2 separate regions of the Homo sapiens genome follow, and region 2 is linked to region 1. The links are chromatin loops, found by intact Hi-C in ENCODE. Cell type or tissue: Caco-2. All regions are shown on one strand. Links, peaks and the distances in the headings refer to the core of each region. The heading gives the core; the rest is flanking DNA.

Region 1 (8,335 bases), core at 21-8,020:
CCCACACAACATGCCATTGCCCCCACAGAACATGCCAGTGTCCCCCCGCACGACACGCCAGTGTCCCGTGTACACACCAGTGTCCCCCGCACGACACGCCAGTGTCCCCACACGACACGCCATTGCCCCCACACAACACGCCAGTGTCCCCCACACAACATGCCATTGCCCCCACAGAAAATGCCAGTGTCCCCCCGCACGACACGCCAGTGTCCCGTGTACACACCAGTGTCCCCCACACGACACGCCAGTGTCCCCACACAACACACCATTGCCCCCACAGAACACGCCAGTGTCCCCCACACGACATGCCAGTGTCCCCTGCACAACACGCCAGTGTCCCCCACACAACACATGCCAGTGTCCCCCAGACATGCTAGAGTTCCACTGACAGCACGCCAGCACCTGCCCCCACCAGCAGACATTTCTCTCCCGTGCTCATCCCTCTCACCTTTCAGAGGGTGTTTCTCATCTTCCTGTTGTAACCTTTCACTATTTTCTTGTTTTAATATCCTTTTATTCTATGTAGTTTTAACATTAGGCTATAAGAAAATTAAAAAAAAAAAAAAACACCTGGGCCAGGCACGGTGGCTCACGCCTGTAATCCCAGCACTTTGGGAGGCCGAGGCGGGTAGATCACGAGGTCAGGAGATCGAGACCATCCTGGCCAACATGGTGAAACCCTGTCTCTACTAAAAATACAAAAAATAAGCTGGGTGTGGTGGCGGGCACCTGTAATCTCAGCTACTCCGGAGACTTAGGCAGGAGAATCACTTGAACCCAGGAGGTGGAGGTTGCAGTGAGCTGGTATCATGCCACTGCGCTTCAGCGCAGGCAACAGAGTGAGACTCCATCTCAAAAAAACAAAAAACTCCCCAAAATAGAATGTATTTAATAAAAATGTAAGGCTACCACTCCACAAGGTAGATAGTAGCAGGTGCTGTTACTATCCGAGGTGGGAGGATCACTTGAGGCCAGAAGTTTGAGACCAGCCTGGGCAACATAGTGAGACCCCCTGCCCCGCGTCTCTACAAAAAATAATAAAAAAATAGCTGGGTGTGGTGCTGCATGCCTGTAGTCCTAGCTACTCTGGAGGCTGAGGCAGGAGGATGGCATGAGTCCAGGAGTTCGAAGCTGCAGTGAGCTGTGATCACACAGCTGCACTCCAGCCTGGATGACAAATCTGTGGAGTCCTATTTAGGGCAAAGGAGTCAGGCTGGCGGGACTGAGGGAGTTAAAGATAAAGCAGATAAGTTACCGGCCTACCTTTCTTCATGGTCCAGGACACATAGCCCTCCAGTGCAGATAACGTACATTACCCACAATCCTCCTGCACCCAACTTAACATCAAACACTTCCGTTTATCATCAGACACCTTGGCTGATAGAAAAATGCACGTTAGCTCCTTGCAGCCCTGGCGTTATCAGTATTGTGCGCAGCCCTATGTAGCCGAAACCATCCTATAAAATCTCCAGGAGCCTTTGTCTCTGGCAGTCAGCTCCTCCTCCGCTGATCTGCCCGTTGCCTCCTAACAACGTGTTTTCATTCTTCCTCGCGTAAATCTGCCTTTCTTTACCTACAGCTGTCTTGGTAAATTCTTTTACCCCTGCATGCCACTGGCTCAAATGGTTGTCGCCCACCTGCGACAAGTGAGACCCTGACTGTAAAAAAAAAAAAAAAAAAAAAAGGTGGAGTGGGACTTAGAGCCACTGTGTCCTCCTGGTACCCGGTGGGATATCCCTCTTTCTCATCTAATTGTCACAATAGCTCTATGAGGCAGGTATTCCATCTTTTGTTAGAGTTGAAGACACTGAGGCATAGACGGGTCAACTGACTTCTCCCACATCACGTGGCAGGGATTAGAAGCCAGCAGTGTCTGGTGTCTGAGTTCCTGCCTCTGATGTGTGAGTGATACCTGTTTCTGCCTCCTAAGTTAGGCAGTCTAGGGTAAGGGAGGGGACCCGCCACCTTCAAGCAGTTTATGTTGTCTGGTTTTGCTTTGTGAAAGGCCGAGTGACTACTTCACCTTGCAGGCTGTTCTGGAGGAACCAGGCAACTCCACTCCCTGGCCCTGCTGCAGGGCAGAGTGAGCCAGTCTCTCTCGCTGCAGCCTCGCCTCAAATGGTCCCATTTCAGTTTTACAGCCCGCTTCTCATCACACTGACAGCTCATATCTCATACAGGGCATAGCTGTTATTAGAGGGCTGAGAAGGGGTGAGTGAGCCCAAAGCAGGCCTTTTCTCGTTTCCGTGGAATTCGTCTCAGGGGAGAGGCTCTCCTGTTGCAGTTGAAAGCATTGTCTCGGTGCCATAGAAACTGCTCAGAACCCTGAAATCTCTTCCTAATGCCCAGATTCAGAAGATAGGGCCAAGACCAGAACGGCAAAGACCCCACTCAGTAATGCTTGGGACAGTCAACAATTCCAGTTTTTACTGTGATAATCACAAAGGGAGACTAAACTGTTGACAGATAAGAGAGAGTTTGGGATGTCACAGAGGAAGCAGGTTGGGTCTAAGGCGACTGTGTTTGGGACAGGCAGCGTAGACCTGTGCTTCTCGTGCCATGTCTGAGACCTGTGTCACTGGACGTCTTTGCCTTCCAAGCCTCTGATGGTAAAGGCTGTAGCAGTGGTTGGCGGCTTTGCTGTTCACTGGAATCACATGCGGAGCTTTAAAAAATTCTGAGGCCGGGTTCCCACTGCAGGGGTCTGAACTAGTTGGCCTGAGGTGTGCCGGGGCAGTGGAGATTTAAAGCTCCCACATGACTGATGTTCACCAAAGTTCCCTTTCTGAACCTCTGGGATATGGGAGCAAGCTGCCTTACCTTTTCCCAGCTGGAACTTTCTGGTTTTCAGAGGTGTGGGAGGCAAGCTGAAGAGTGTCAATTCTTTTCTTTTTTTTTTTTTTAATTTTTTTGGAGATAGAGTCTTGCTCTGTTGCCCAGGCTGGAGTGCAATGGCGTGATCTCGGCTCATTGCAACCTCCACCTCCCGGGTTCAAGCAATTCTCCTGCCTCAGCCTCCTGAGTAGCTGCGATTACAGGTGCATGCTGCCACACCCAGCTAATTTTTTGTATTTAGTAGAGATGGGGGTTTCACCGTGTTGCCCAGGCTGGTTTCGAACTCCTGAACTCAGGCAATCCACCCGCCTTGGCCTCCCAAAGTGCTGGAATTATAGGCGGGAGCCACCACGCCTGGCCAAGTGTCAATTCTTATACTACACAAGTTCATGCTGCCTAAATGATCTTTTAAATAGTACCACTTCATGTTGAGTACAGATGAATCCAGAGATCAACTCTTTATCATTTGGCTCAGTAAATACAGTTGGAGTGCCCGCCCAGTCCACGAGAAGTGATTAGCAAATTTAATTCCACGTGTCTCCTTTAAAAGGCGCCACACCTCTCCGTGTCCAGAGTGTTTGGGCTGATGCTTGGTAAGTACCAGGTGGATCTTGGAATCCCTGTGGGACTTTGCAACGTGCTTGAGCCACTTCCACCTTTCGTACACTAGATGGCGCAAGAGGACCGCCGAGCTGACCTGGGTACTGCGGCTCGGTCAAGTCAGGCAGCAGAGAGTGGTTTTCCCAAATATTAGTAGCATCCAAACAAGGCAGAAGCAACTCTCCGTGTTTCCCCTGGAAGAAAATGCCAACGTTCACATTCTCCTTTGGGCGGATAAACACCACTTCAAGGTGATAGCTGCTCGGGAAGGGACCTGGCCAGGTGGGGCAGGGGCTGGAGAGGGCAGTGGTGGCTCAGATGTAATGGCGAGAGGAGGAGGGGGTGAGACCGTGCAGGAACCATCCTGGCTCTGCCCACAGAGGAGCCACAAATAAAGGCATATATTTAGCCCTTACTTTTGAGAAGGAGAGAACTTTTCACACCGGGTAGCAGGTTTCAATTTCTATCCTAATTGATAGCAGGTAGACTCAGGCTGTTTCAGGCAGGCCAAAAGAAGGATTTTTTTTTTTTGAGACAGAGTTTCACTCTTGTTGCTCAGGCTGGAGTGCAATGGGGCGATCTCTGCTCACTGCAACCTCTGCACCCCAGGTTCAAGCAATTCTCCTGCCTCAGCCTCCGAGTAGCTGGAATTACAGGCATGCGCCAAGAGCTGGACTTACAGGCATGCACCACCATGCCTGGCTGATTTTTTTATTTTTAGTAGAGATGGGGCTGGTCTCGAACTCCAGGCCTCAGGTGATCCACCTGCCTCGGACTCCCAAAGTGCTAGGAAGTTGCTGGGATTACAGGTGTGAACCACTGTGCCTGGCCAGAAGGATGGCTTTTAAGGAGTTGAAACTGACCACCCACACAAACAGAGGGACGGATCCTGTGACTCCTAGCTTCTCATCTGCCAGGTGTTTCTAGAATAACGTGAAGTATTTTGTGGTGAGGTGGAAAGAATCCATTTCTGCTGACCGAGGGGAGGCCTGGCCCATCTTTGTTAGAGGTGCATGACTGATCAGAGGTTGGGGCCTCAAGGTAGAGTGAAAAAAACCATCAGGGTGCGCTTGAGCTTCTCTGTCCACAGGATACTGAGACACTGTAGATCCCCAAATGGCTGGTGATGTGGACTGACTCAGTACAACATCACATGATGACTTGACGCTGATGGCCTCACTTGAAATGATTTCTTTGGTCAGCTGGACTTTATCAGAAGCTCTGTCATCTGGTCTTATGTGTAGACAAATTCAACTTGTGAACCGGGAAGCTGCTATAATGCTTTTCTCCCTCCTGATACCCTTCTCCTCCCCAGCCCCGTGCTATTGATACACATTCTGGCTTTGTGTTGAGTGGAAGTTTGTTTTCTCTTTGGCATGTTGATCTACAGAGTGCTACCAAGACCTCGATGAGGCCAATATTCAATATCACTATATTGAAGGTTTTTTTTTTTTTAATTGGAGGAGTAGAGAAAGGTATACATTACTGTTTATCTGATTGGAGTTGCCTCACTGGTGATGGTGATTATGTATATGGAATGCAGATATTATTTAAGAGAACTCAGGTTGGGGCCAAGCATGGTGACTCATGCCTGTAATTCCAGCACTTTGGGAGGCTGAGGTGGGCGTATCACTTGAGGCCAGGAGTTCCAGATCAGCCTGGCCAACACAGCAAAACCCCATCTCTACTGAAAAAATACAAAAATTAGCCAGGCTTGGTGGCACATGCCTGTAATGCTAGCTACTCAGGAGGCCAAGGCATGAGAATCACTTGAATCTGGAAGGCCCAGGTTGTAGTGAGCCTAGATCATGCCGCTGTACTGCAGTCTGGGCGCCAGAGCAAGACTTTGCCTCAAAAAAAAAAAAAAAAAAAAAAAGAGTAAGCCAGGCGAGGTGGCTCATGCCTGTAATCCCAGCACTTTGGGAGGCTGAGGCAGGCAGATCACCTGAGGTCAGGAGTTCGAGACCAGCCTGACCAATGTGGAGAAACCCCGTCTCTACTAAAAATACAAAATTAGCAGGGCACGGTGGCTCACGCCTATAATCCCAGCTACTCGGGAGGCCGAGACAGGAGAATTGCTTGAACCTGGGAGGCGGAGGTTACGGTGAGCTGAGATCGCGCCATTGCACTCCAGCCTGGGCAAAAAGAGTGAAACTCCGTCTCAAAAAAAAAAAAAAAGTATTCAGGTTGGAATAACAAGTTTTTTTTGTTTTGTTTTGAGACAGTTTCGTGCTCTGTCACCCAGGCTGGAGTGCAGCAGTGGCATAATCTCAGCTCACTACAACCTCCACTTCCTGGGTTCAAGTGATTCTCCTGCCTCAGCCTCCTAAGTAGCTGGGGTTACAGGCGTGCACTACGCCACCACTCCCAGCTAATTTTTTTGTATTTTTTTTAGTAGAGCTGGGTTGTGCCATGTTAGCCAGGCTGGTCTTGAACTTCTGACCTTAGGTGATCCAACCGCCTCGGCCTCCCAAAGTGCTGGGATTACAGGTGTGAGCCACCCACACCTGGCCACAAGTGATTTTTGATGGTTGTGGTTCAATGTTAAGAGTAGGTGGCCACCATGTAGTCTAGGCAGGGAGTCTTGACTCACAACCATGGCAGCAGTCGTGCGAGAGGAGAAATACTGTGTCTCTGTATTAGAAGGCAGTGTCTCTGATACCAGCAGGAGAAAAGTACTGGCAGGGGGCAACTGCTAGGATCTATCTTCTTTCTTTTATAGGTCACCAGGGCAAAAGTCTATAAAGGAGGCCACTACCACCAAAAAATGTCCCCCAGGAAGCTAAATAAGTGCTTTCAGCTTTGTTGATTGGGGCTGTTTGCCTTAGAACCCTGCTCCTCACAGGGTGATCTGCAGAGCACATCAGCAGCACCTGGGAGCCTATTAGAAATTCAGGATCTTGGCCGGGCGTGGTGGCTCACACCTGTAATCCCAGCACTCTGAGAGGCAGAGGATCACCTGAGGTCAGGAGTTCAAGATCAGCCTGGCCAACATGGGGAAACCCTGTCTCTACTGAAAACACAAAAATTAGCTGGGTGTGGTAATGGCACCTATAATCCCAGCTACCTGGGGAGGCTAAGCCAGATCACTTGAGGTCAGGAGAATCGCTTGAACCCGGGAGGTGGAGGTTGCAGTGAGCCGAGATCGTGCCACTGCACTCTAGCCTGTGTGACAGAGCGAGACTCCATCTCAAACAAACAAACACACACAGACACACACACACACAAATGAAAAGAAATTCAGGATCTCAGGCCCTGCCCTGGACCCACTGAATCAGAATCTGCATTGGAACAAGATTCCCGTGTACGTGAAAGTTAGGAAAACAGTGTCTTCGAGGTGTGACCGACTCCAGACATCGAGCCAGTTGGGCGGTTTATGACCTGTCTTCTGGGCTGTCCATTGGCAATCCCTTTAGCCCTGTCCTGGTTCACCCTTCCTTGACACGAGGTGCCAGTGGAGATGGCTCATTTACAGAAAGTGAGGCGGGGCTGGGGTTCTGCTCAGAGGACCCACGAGGCCCGATTATCAGCACAATGACCATGGTTTTGCCCCTTTTACTTTGGGGCATGGCAGTTGCCAAAGACTTCTTGAAGTGGGAGGCAGCTGGACAGAAAGCCACCAGCCCCTTACTCACACCACATGCTGGGGAGCCTCTGCGCCGTGGGGCTGCGGACCTCCAGCCTAAATCACTCACATTTGTGAGTTTTTCATTCACCGGGAAAAATAGATCCCAGTGCAGCAGTGTGGTTACAAAATCGCCGAGCTCCACAGGTGCATTAGGACTGGTGCACCCTGAGTGGAGGGGTCCCAGGATGTTCAGACTGGACCGTGGCATTGACTTAGCATTTCCAGGTGCCAGCACAGTACGACAGGCTGCCAGCCCTGAATCAGTTTCATCCTCAGTGGCTACAATAGTCTCCCCCAACAGATGGGGAAAGTCCAGCTCAGTCAGTCAGTCCAGCTTATTTTTATTAGCTAGCAAAGTCCCTTCCTTGTCCAAGGTTCGTGGCTGGTATAGACAGACCAGCTCTGGGTCCTGGTCTGCTGGATACCATGTGGGCACTTGGTACCCTCTCAGCCTTGAGAGACAGGGTCCTGCTCTTTTGCCCAGGCTGGAGTGCAACGGCCAATCATGGCTCACTGCAGCCTCAAATTCGTGAGCTCAAGCAACCATCCTGCCTCCGTCTCCTGAGCAGTTGGAACTACAGGCACGCACCACCACACCTGGCTAATTCTAAAAATATTTTGTAGAGACGGGGGTCTCACCATGTTGCCCAGACTGGTCTCAAACTCTAGGCCTCAAGTGATCCTCCCACCTTTGTCTCTCAAAATGCTGGGATTACAGGCATGAGCCACTGTGCCCAGTTACCACCCAGCCTCTTTCCAGTCGTTTCCCCTGGCTGCTCTCTGATTCCCCACAGCACTGAGGTCAAGGTTGAGTTTCACTGGAATCTTAAAGAACAAGCAGAGAAGGATGTTGGGAAAGGCAGTGGTGGAGGGGGAGCAGTCTTCACCTTTGCTTTGTCTTGGCCATCATAGATTCTGGGACAGGAACCTCAGAAAAGGAGGAAACTTGGCCAGGCACGGTGGCTCATACCTGTAATCCCAGCACTTCGGGAGGCCAAGGCGGGCAGATCATTTGAGATCAGGAGTTTGAGATCAGCCTGGTCAACATGGTGAAACCCCGTCTTTACTAAAAATACAAAAATTAGTCGAGTGTGGTGGTGGGTGCCTGTAATCCCAGCTACTCGGGAGGCTGAGGCACTAGAATCACTTGAACCCAGGAGGTGGAGGTTGCAGGAGCCGAGATTGCAGCACTGCACTCCAGCGTGTACAACAGAGGGAGACTCTGTCTCAAAAAAAAAAAAAAAAAGGAGGAAACTTCAGGAGAGATGG
Region 2 (8,335 bases), core at 80-8,079, 73 kb after region 1:
TTGCATCCATGGAAGAATCAGTGGCATCATTGGAAGTTTCCTAAGGGGAACACTTTTCTGTATGAAAAGGAAAGGATGGGAAATTGCTTTATGATTCAAAAGCTGGCATAAACATTTGTTATTATTTTTTTAATCGTGGTTTATTCCTGCATAAGTTATCCAACCATGGAGCCACATTCAGTCAAGGGCATTGTGACCTCTGTGGGGAAACAGAACAACCTGAACACCTGATGCAAACTTTCTGGCCTGAAGGCAGCTCCAGTGACTGATTTCCAACAGATCTGTAAGGACAGCTTGTTTAGAAGTTGTGTCTGCTCCTAGCACAGGTCCTGCAAGGTCTGTTTTTCAAGGAATGAATTCTTTCCATGTTTCTGAATGGAATGGATAGCTACACTTTCATTTGGTCGGTAGTGAGGTATAGGCATGGAGAGATGACAGTTGGTGAGAGAATGAAGCATGAGAGTTTAACAAGGGCCTAGGCAGGCTCAGATTGCTAGCCTTCAGGTGTATTCTATTGGGCACTATGGAGGATATGAGAATGGCCTCAGATCTATGACTGCAGTTGGCATCGTTGACCAACAGCCCCAGCTGCTGTGCTTTGAAATCCATCACTGATCGGCCCGAGACCTTGCTTTTCATGACTGAGCAAGGTGGGATACCCAGACAGGCCTGTTTCTGGGAGAGGTGATGCCTCTGACTGTGGCTTGATGCCTCCCAACTGGCCTTGTAGAACTTCCTGGAGAAATGCACTGTAGTTGAGGAAGCATCTAATTCACCTTGCTTCCTTCCCTCTCTCCTTCATGCAGGTCAGACCTACACGATGGTCTAACATCTCTAGTAGCCTGCTCCTCATGTTGTCTCTGTTATGGACTGAATGTCTTTGCCCCCCAGATTCATATGTTGAAACTCTAATCTCAATGTGATGGCCTTTGGGAGGTGATTAGGTCATGAGGGTGGAGCCTCATGAATGGTATTAGTTCCCTTTAAAGACACTCAGAGAGTTCTTTTGTCCTGTCTTGCCATATGAAGATGTAACAAGAAGTCAGCTGCCTGCAACCCAGAAGAGAGCCCTCCCCAGAACCTAACACTGCTGCTGGCATCCTGATGTCCAACTTTCAGCCTCTGGCACTGTGAGAAATCATGTTCAGCTGTTAATAAGCCACCTAGTCTATGATATTTTGTTATAGCAGCCTGAATAAGAGACTCATAGGCGCTTCTCTTAATAAATTACTTGTACATTGAATCCTGCCCTGGTTTATGCTTTTCAGAAGATCCTGACTTGATTAAAAATTCAGAAGATTCCTTGATTAAAAAAAGTGGGCAGGCATGGTGGCTGACACCTGTAATTCCAGCACTTTGGGAAGCTGAGGCGAGTGGATCACTTGAGGTCAGGAGTTTGAGACCAGCCTGGCCAAAATGGTGAAACCACGTCTCTACTAAAAATACAAAAATTAGCTGGGTGTGGTGGTGCATGCCTGTAATCCCAGCTACTTGGGAGCCTGAGGCAGGAGAATTGCTTGAACCTAGGAGGTGGAGGTTGCAGTGAACTGAGATTGCGTCACTGTGCTCCAGCTTGGGTGACAAAGGAAGATTCTGCCTCAAAAAAAAAAAAAAAAAAAATTTAGAAGGTACACATGCAGTCCCACTGTCTTACCCCTTCTGTCTTGTATTCAGCCTGGTTCACATGTTTATGTTACATGTCTGACTTCTGTAGGTGTTTGATTTTATTTCCTAGGTCTTGTATTATCTTTTATAGAATAGTAGAGACAGAGAAATAGGGAAGGATTGACAAATTGGGAAAATATGACTCTGTTGGTGTATTAGGGTTCTCTAGAGGGGCAGAACTAATAGAAGATACGTATATATATGTATATGTGTGTATATATATAAATATATGTATATGTGTATATATATGTATATGTGTGTGTGTGTGTGTGTGTGTATATATATATATATATATATATATATATATATATATATATATATATATATGGTCTGAGTCCTAAAACTGAAGAACTTGGAGTCTGATGTCTGAGGGCAGGGAGCATCCAGCACGGGAGAAAGACGTAGGCTGGGAGGCTAGGCCAGTCTTTCCTTTTCACGTTTTTCTGCCTGCTTTTTGTTTGTTGGCAGCTGATTAGATTGTGTCCTCCAGGTTAAGGGTGAATCTGCCTTCCCCACCCTACTGACTCAAATGTTAATCTCTTTCGGCAACACCCTCACAGACACACCCAGGATCAATACTTTGTATCCTTCAATCCAATCAAGTTGACACTCAGTATTAACCATCACAAGTTATATGAAGTTAAACTTTTTGATCTTTTGAAATTTATCAAATTTGGATATCATTATCATTCAACATACGAATGATCCATCTAACTTTTACATTTTAGCAATTCATTTAAATTTTTTCTATTTTAATTTAACCTGTGAGTCTATGGAGTTTTCTCAAAATTAGAAAGTTATAGAATTAATGATGCATTTTGCCTTTTGTTAATACACATAATTGTTGAATAGCCAAGTTCTCTTCAGTATTTGTAAAGCCTTGGGTTTTATGTCCACGAATCCTGACTCTGCCCTTGGGAAGAGGTGGATTAAACAATTCCCTTTTGGTACATGGTGCACATGTAGTAGAAATTGTCATATGACTTCAGTAAATAACTTTCTGAAGTTTCCAAACAACAAAAATAGCTTCCCAACAACAAAAGTAGTTTCCCAGCTACTCTTATTAGCTGGGAAAATTTATTAAATTAGCTTATTAAAATTTCCAGTAATTATTTTTATAAAAGAATTTTCTGTATTATTTCTTTCCTTCAAAGCAACTAATCAGCTCAATTATTCTCCTTGATTTGGGATTTATTAGAATCTAAGCTTTGTTGTTGCTGTTGTTAGCCAGAAAGAGATGGCCACACCTCTATCAAGTTGGGAGAACAGAACCATTAGACAGAGTGGATTTTCTCCACCTTAGAAAGTTTTCCCTCCACAAAGAACATGAATGCATCCAGGACCAACTACGTAATTTTTAGGGCTCAGTACAAAAAGAAAATGTGGATCTGCTTGTTGAAAAAGCAGAGAAAAAAATGCTGCTAAAGGTACTAAAATATAAAGTTTTTCTTTTGGTTTTATGAATCTCTTCTGCTCATATGCATGCTCCACTGTCCCAAGTTCAAAGGTAAAATTGGAAAGAATTTCCAGACGGCCACAGCAGAGCATGAAACCAAGCTTGGGACTCTTCTGAGTATGGGACCCTGGGTGTGACTACAGCAGTTCCCATGGAGCTGGCCCTGGATACAACTCACCAGCAAGCCACGAGCAAGCTAGAAGCCAGAGGGAACATTACCCCTCTTCCCTCTGGAGTTTCAGGTGGAGGTGTGGGCAGGGATCATGGTAGCTGCCTGAGTCTGGGCTCCCAGGTGACATGGAAGGCACGGTGCTTTGTATCTGATGTTGGAGAACAGGAGCAGTTTTTCTCTCTCTTCTTTGTTCTCGACTCACCTGGGCAGTGGCTTCACCACACTGTCTATCTTTGTGGAGAGAAGGGGAATGACTTGCTCATGATGGGCAGCGGTATTTTGACTTTCCATTGTAAATACTTGATGTATACGTCTCATTATATTTATTGAGTGCTGGCTCTATGTTGGCTTCTGTTCTAGGTGTTGCTGGGATCTTCCTGTCCTCATGGAGCTTACATTCTCATGGTGGGGAGGCGTGGAATAATCAAAAGGGAGGAGTAGACCCAATGTAAAGAATGTCAAGCATGGGAGTGCTATGGAGGAAAGCAGGGTGGAGAAGGGATGCAGATGTCGGGGCTGCTGGTTTATAGTTGTCAGTAGGGTGGTGAGGGAAGGTCTCACCAAAAGGTGACACTTGATGATGAACTGAAGAAGATAAAGGAGAGAACCATGCTGACCTCTGGGAAAGAGTGTCCGGGACAGTGACAGTCAATGCAAAGATTCTGTGGTGGGAGCAGAGAACTTTGTTCTTCATTGACCTTGCATGAGTTTTTGGTGTGATTTTAGCACATGAAGATCTATGTGAAAACATTCTTTCCCTCTTTTTTAAGGAGAAAAGCAGTCCTTCTGGTACTGGCTGGGTGTGGTGGCTCACACCTGTAATCTCAGCACTTTGGGAGGCCAAGACAGGAGAATTGCTTGAGTCCAGGAGATTGAGACCAGCCTGAGCAACCTACGGAGACCCCCCTCTCTACCAAAAAAAAAAAAAAAAAAAAAGAAAAATAGTACGCCTCTGTCCTTGCAGTTAAAGATGAACAAGGAAGAGTTCCAAAGCCTTGATTGAATGCGGCTTCGTCTCCTCCAGCAGCCGCACAGCTGGGCTCTGACGTCGAGGAACTTCTATAGACAGATCTCTCTTATTAAAGGACATTTCTTATTAATGGCTGACTTCAAAGCAAACTTAAAAAAAATCCAATCGATTTCTCATTTATTACATTTTGTTTTGTAAAAGATTTTATGTCAGTGATTGCAGAATGAAGGTGCCAATAGTAAAATAATTGGTTTATAAATGGAAAGTTAATTAGGCATTCCCCTTTACATCGTCCTCTCCAAGGTCAGGGCATGACTGAAATGCAAAGAAAACACATTTGTACAGCAGGCAGATGAGAGGCTCACGTGGAGGGCTGTTAACCTTGGGGCTTGCCTCCTCAAGTGTTGAAGCAAATGGCTTGATGAGCTTCAAAGGAACGGGACATTATTGTACCTGGGAATATAAGAATGGTGTCTGCAGTTACATTAATTGGGATAACAATTATGAAAGCTTGAGAAGCCTCAAATTTCAGAGCCCACTCTAATCCCCAGGAAGACTTTTCCCTGGGTGGATATAATATTGCTATATTCCAGGTGCATTCCTAAGATGTATTACATTTCTCAGACTTACTTTGTATAGGCCATTGCCAGGGGCAGGTTTGGGGGTGGCCAGAAGATTCTTTGGTTTCAGCCAGGCAACTCTCTGCCTCCCTGGAGGGTTCATGTACTTGGGGAAAGCCAGGGTCAAAGTAGACTTGACATTTGTCTGGAAGCATGAGCTCCATGTCCTGGTTTCAGTGAAACAAAAGGCAGGAATGCAAAGATCTGTTTCCTGGAACTGTTCGTATTTACACAGTGATAACGTATTTCTTCATGTTGTTGACCCAGATGTAGTTGTATCTTGCCTGGTGACAGAGTCTGCTTTGTTGATTGTCTGCTTTGGAATTTTCTGGGCTTCTGTTGAACATGGGACTATGTTTTCCTGGAAAATAGAATATTAAAATAGTTGACAATTCTCCCATAAGTGGAGCTGCGTTCCAAGAACAGCAATGTAGGTAATCCTACCTGATTCACCTCTAGATCTCTACTTTGAGTTTCTGTTGGTGGCAACAAAGCTATCATGAGAAACAACATCCTTCACCTTTGAAAAAGAAAACTTCCATTAAAAAAAAAGCAGGAAGCTTTTTAAAAAATTATCATTGAAGGCTGTTGTCTGATCCTTACTTTAGGGGAAAAACCTTGCAATGTAACAAAAATATCAATGGGTTTACATGAGCGATTCCAAACTCCTTGCAGAAAAACTCTTAGATAGCATTTGGAAGTGTCATTATGGCAGAAGTATATTGAATAACCATGCTCATCTCAATCAGTGATGTTTCTGTATTCACATGGGCCTTGACTTTTGAAGCCTTTAGAGAAGGAAGAGTTGGCATATATTAGACACCAAAGTTTTTGCCAGCTGAATGTGTCATTCTTTCCTTTATCTCTTTACAGGAAATGTTTAGTTATTAAATTCATTGATATTTCCTGAAATGATATTGCTATTTCCCATCTGAAGGACCATAGAGGTGAGCCTCTAGAACATTGTCCCTGAAGATGTTCATGTGATGATTCTAGCACTTACGTCCTCCACAATCTTTCTTTTCTATCGGGCAGTGGCACAGAGGCATTGGGTCTGACATGAAAAGCAAAAGCATGCATAGCCTTTGCCCTGATCCTTCCCACTAGGAAGCCATTTCCTTCCCTCCAGAAACCACTGCCAGTTTTGGACAATCTCCTGCTGATGTTGTTATCATGGGGGACAGAGAGGAAATGGGACAGGAATGTGCTAGAGCTTCTAGCCCCTGCATTTCTGCTTGATTGGCCAAAAGTGATGGACAGACACAGCATTTTGGCTGATTTTGGCACAGAAAATGAAGGGAAGCTGGGCAGGACACCCAGCACAGACCCATGCACTTCATCCATAAAGAAAAACATATTTCTTTAAGTTAAATTAACTTCAGAAGCATGAGCCAGGATGACTCAGTTGGAGTTATGAGGTTCCCAGTTATTGGCTCTAGTGCTACAAACTGGCCCTTACCTCTGTCCTTTCACATCAGGTCCTTCTTCCCTATTTCAATGTCCGTGGGTCTGGAAATGAGTTCATATCTCGTCTGAGAATTTCTACAACTGCCGGAGGCTCACAGGTTTGTTGGAAACTCACAGATGAAAGCACCCGGAAGCTTTTATCTCTCTGCTGAAATGTCTTCCCTGAGGACACACACATAGTGTCATTGTGACCTTTAATCTTAATTCCTAATCATTTTTTTTTTTTTTGAGACAGGGTCTCGTTCTTTTGCCCAGGCTGGAGTGCAGTGGCATAATCTCGGCTCACTGCAACTTCTACCTCCTGGTTTCAAGGCCTCAGCTTCCCGAGTAGCTGGGATTACAGGCACCTGCCACCTCACCTGGCAGTTTTTGTGTTTTTAGCAGAGACGGGGTTTCATAGTGTTGGCCAGGCTAGTCTCGAGCTCTTGACCTCAAGTGATCCATCCATCTTGGCCTCCCAAAGTGCTGGGATTACAAGTGTGAACCACTGCGCCCGGCCAATCCTTTTCTTATCACAGAATAGTTTTGATCACTGGAAAACTGCCAGCTTCTCCAGGAAGCCAGATCTTTTGGAAATCATGTAAAAACACCAACAGCAATTACAAAACTAGCAACACAAAATGGGTTAAAAAGTCTTAATGTAGATCTATTCCTATTGGCTTTTTTGACAGTAGCTGAGAGAGGCTTAGAAACTATGATTTCAGGTTCAACGACACATGGCAGAGTGTATTTGGGGAGGAGAGGCTGCAGGTGAAATTCCAGGGCAGAGGGCCCTTACTTCTCAGGCAGCAGCTACCTGGCCATGGGTTGGTCACACTTGTGTTTGAACAGTGGGCATCGCTCAATCTGAGACAGTTCATGGGGAGTCAGGATGGTCTTTAAGGTTCTTCTTTATCTCTTCTTCTGCCTCTTGACTGGCTCCACTCTTCATCTTCCAAAAGGATAATCCAAGGGGTCACATCATTAGTGCACACTACTGTGCACCCCATTGGTCAGCACAGACATAGGGTGGAAGGATCGGGGGTGACTACTGGCTCATTGAGAAGCTCTAGTTCGCACTGATTCTCGGTCCTCACTTGGCCACGCATAGCAGAGGGTCTTTTGCAGATAGGCAGTGTCTCCAGGGCCCTCCCAGGATGGCTTACCTTGGAGAATTTGCCAGGCTTGGGTTTGGCCCTAGGCTGGCAGGCTCAGAGAAGATTGGCTGAACACATTAAGAGATGGTTTTGTTTCTCTCTCTAGCACAGACACACACCTCTCTCATGAGACTCAAGTGTAAAACCGGATCTCCAATCCATTGATTTTTTACAAGAAATGTAACTGCACAGAGCCTGGATTCTCAAAAATGCCAGGCAGGTCTGATTACCTGGGGAATGAAATCACAATCAGAAAGAAGTGTGATCAGCTTGGATTCAGAACTGGGGATATCAGTGGCAAAGGTTCAGTCAGAATAATGTATGCTTTCTGCAGTGGATTGAATGGTGAGCCACTCAAAAGGTGTGTCCACCTGAACCCTATAAATGTGACCCTATTTGGAAAAAGAGTCTTTGCAGATGTAATTATGTTAAGGATTTCAAGATGAAATCATCCTTGATTAGGTGTGCCCTAAATCCAGTGTCAATTTACAAATTCTATATCCTTACAAGAGAAGAAAAGAAGGCCATGTGAAGACAGATGCAGAGATTGGAGTTCTGAAGCTACAAGCCAAGGAGTGTCAAGGATTCCTGACAGCCCCCAGAAGCTAGAAAGAGGCATGGAATGCACTGTCCCTCAGAGCCTGTAGAAGTAGCCAACCCTGATGACACCTTGATATCAGATTTCTGGCTTCCAAAACTGTGAAACCATACAATTCTGTTGTTTTTAACCACTCAGTTTGTGCTAATTTGTTATGGCAGCTCTAGGAAATTAATACACTCTTTCATTTAGATAGAGCTGCCCCTGGGCCAGGCAGCTGGAGTCCTTGGGCCAGCCCCTTCCCTGCACAG

Evidence for each region. Peaks named below come from ENCODE experiments on the same cell type or tissue, not always from the same donor. Only the 100,000 strongest peaks of a DNase experiment are listed, where the experiment ranks them.
Region 2: a loop joins it to region 1, with 7 times the contacts of the local background. A loop is called at or near these places in 15 of 110 quality-filtered maps.

Annotation. Positions count from the first base shown.
Region 1 is chr21:36,023,822-36,032,156 of GRCh38, reverse strand. No RefSeq gene overlaps it. Among named protein-coding and RNA genes, the nearest start is that of LINC01436, 23 kb to the right of the region's middle. In Caco-2, for the core only: a CTCF peak has its summit at 3,496 (motif pointing right); DNase peaks (open chromatin) are centred at 1,326 and 3,496.
Region 2 is chr21:35,950,554-35,958,888 of GRCh38, reverse strand. It overlaps LOC101928269 (a long non-coding RNA gene), which reads left to right. Exons shown (of 6, transcript NR_110418.1): 6 at 4,064-4,229. Among named protein-coding and RNA genes, the nearest start is that of LINC01436, 51 kb to the left of the region's middle. RefSeq lists an enhancer at 5,020-6,219. In Caco-2, for the core only: no CTCF peak of the experiment used is centred there; DNase peaks (open chromatin) are centred at 4,632, 5,048 and 6,458.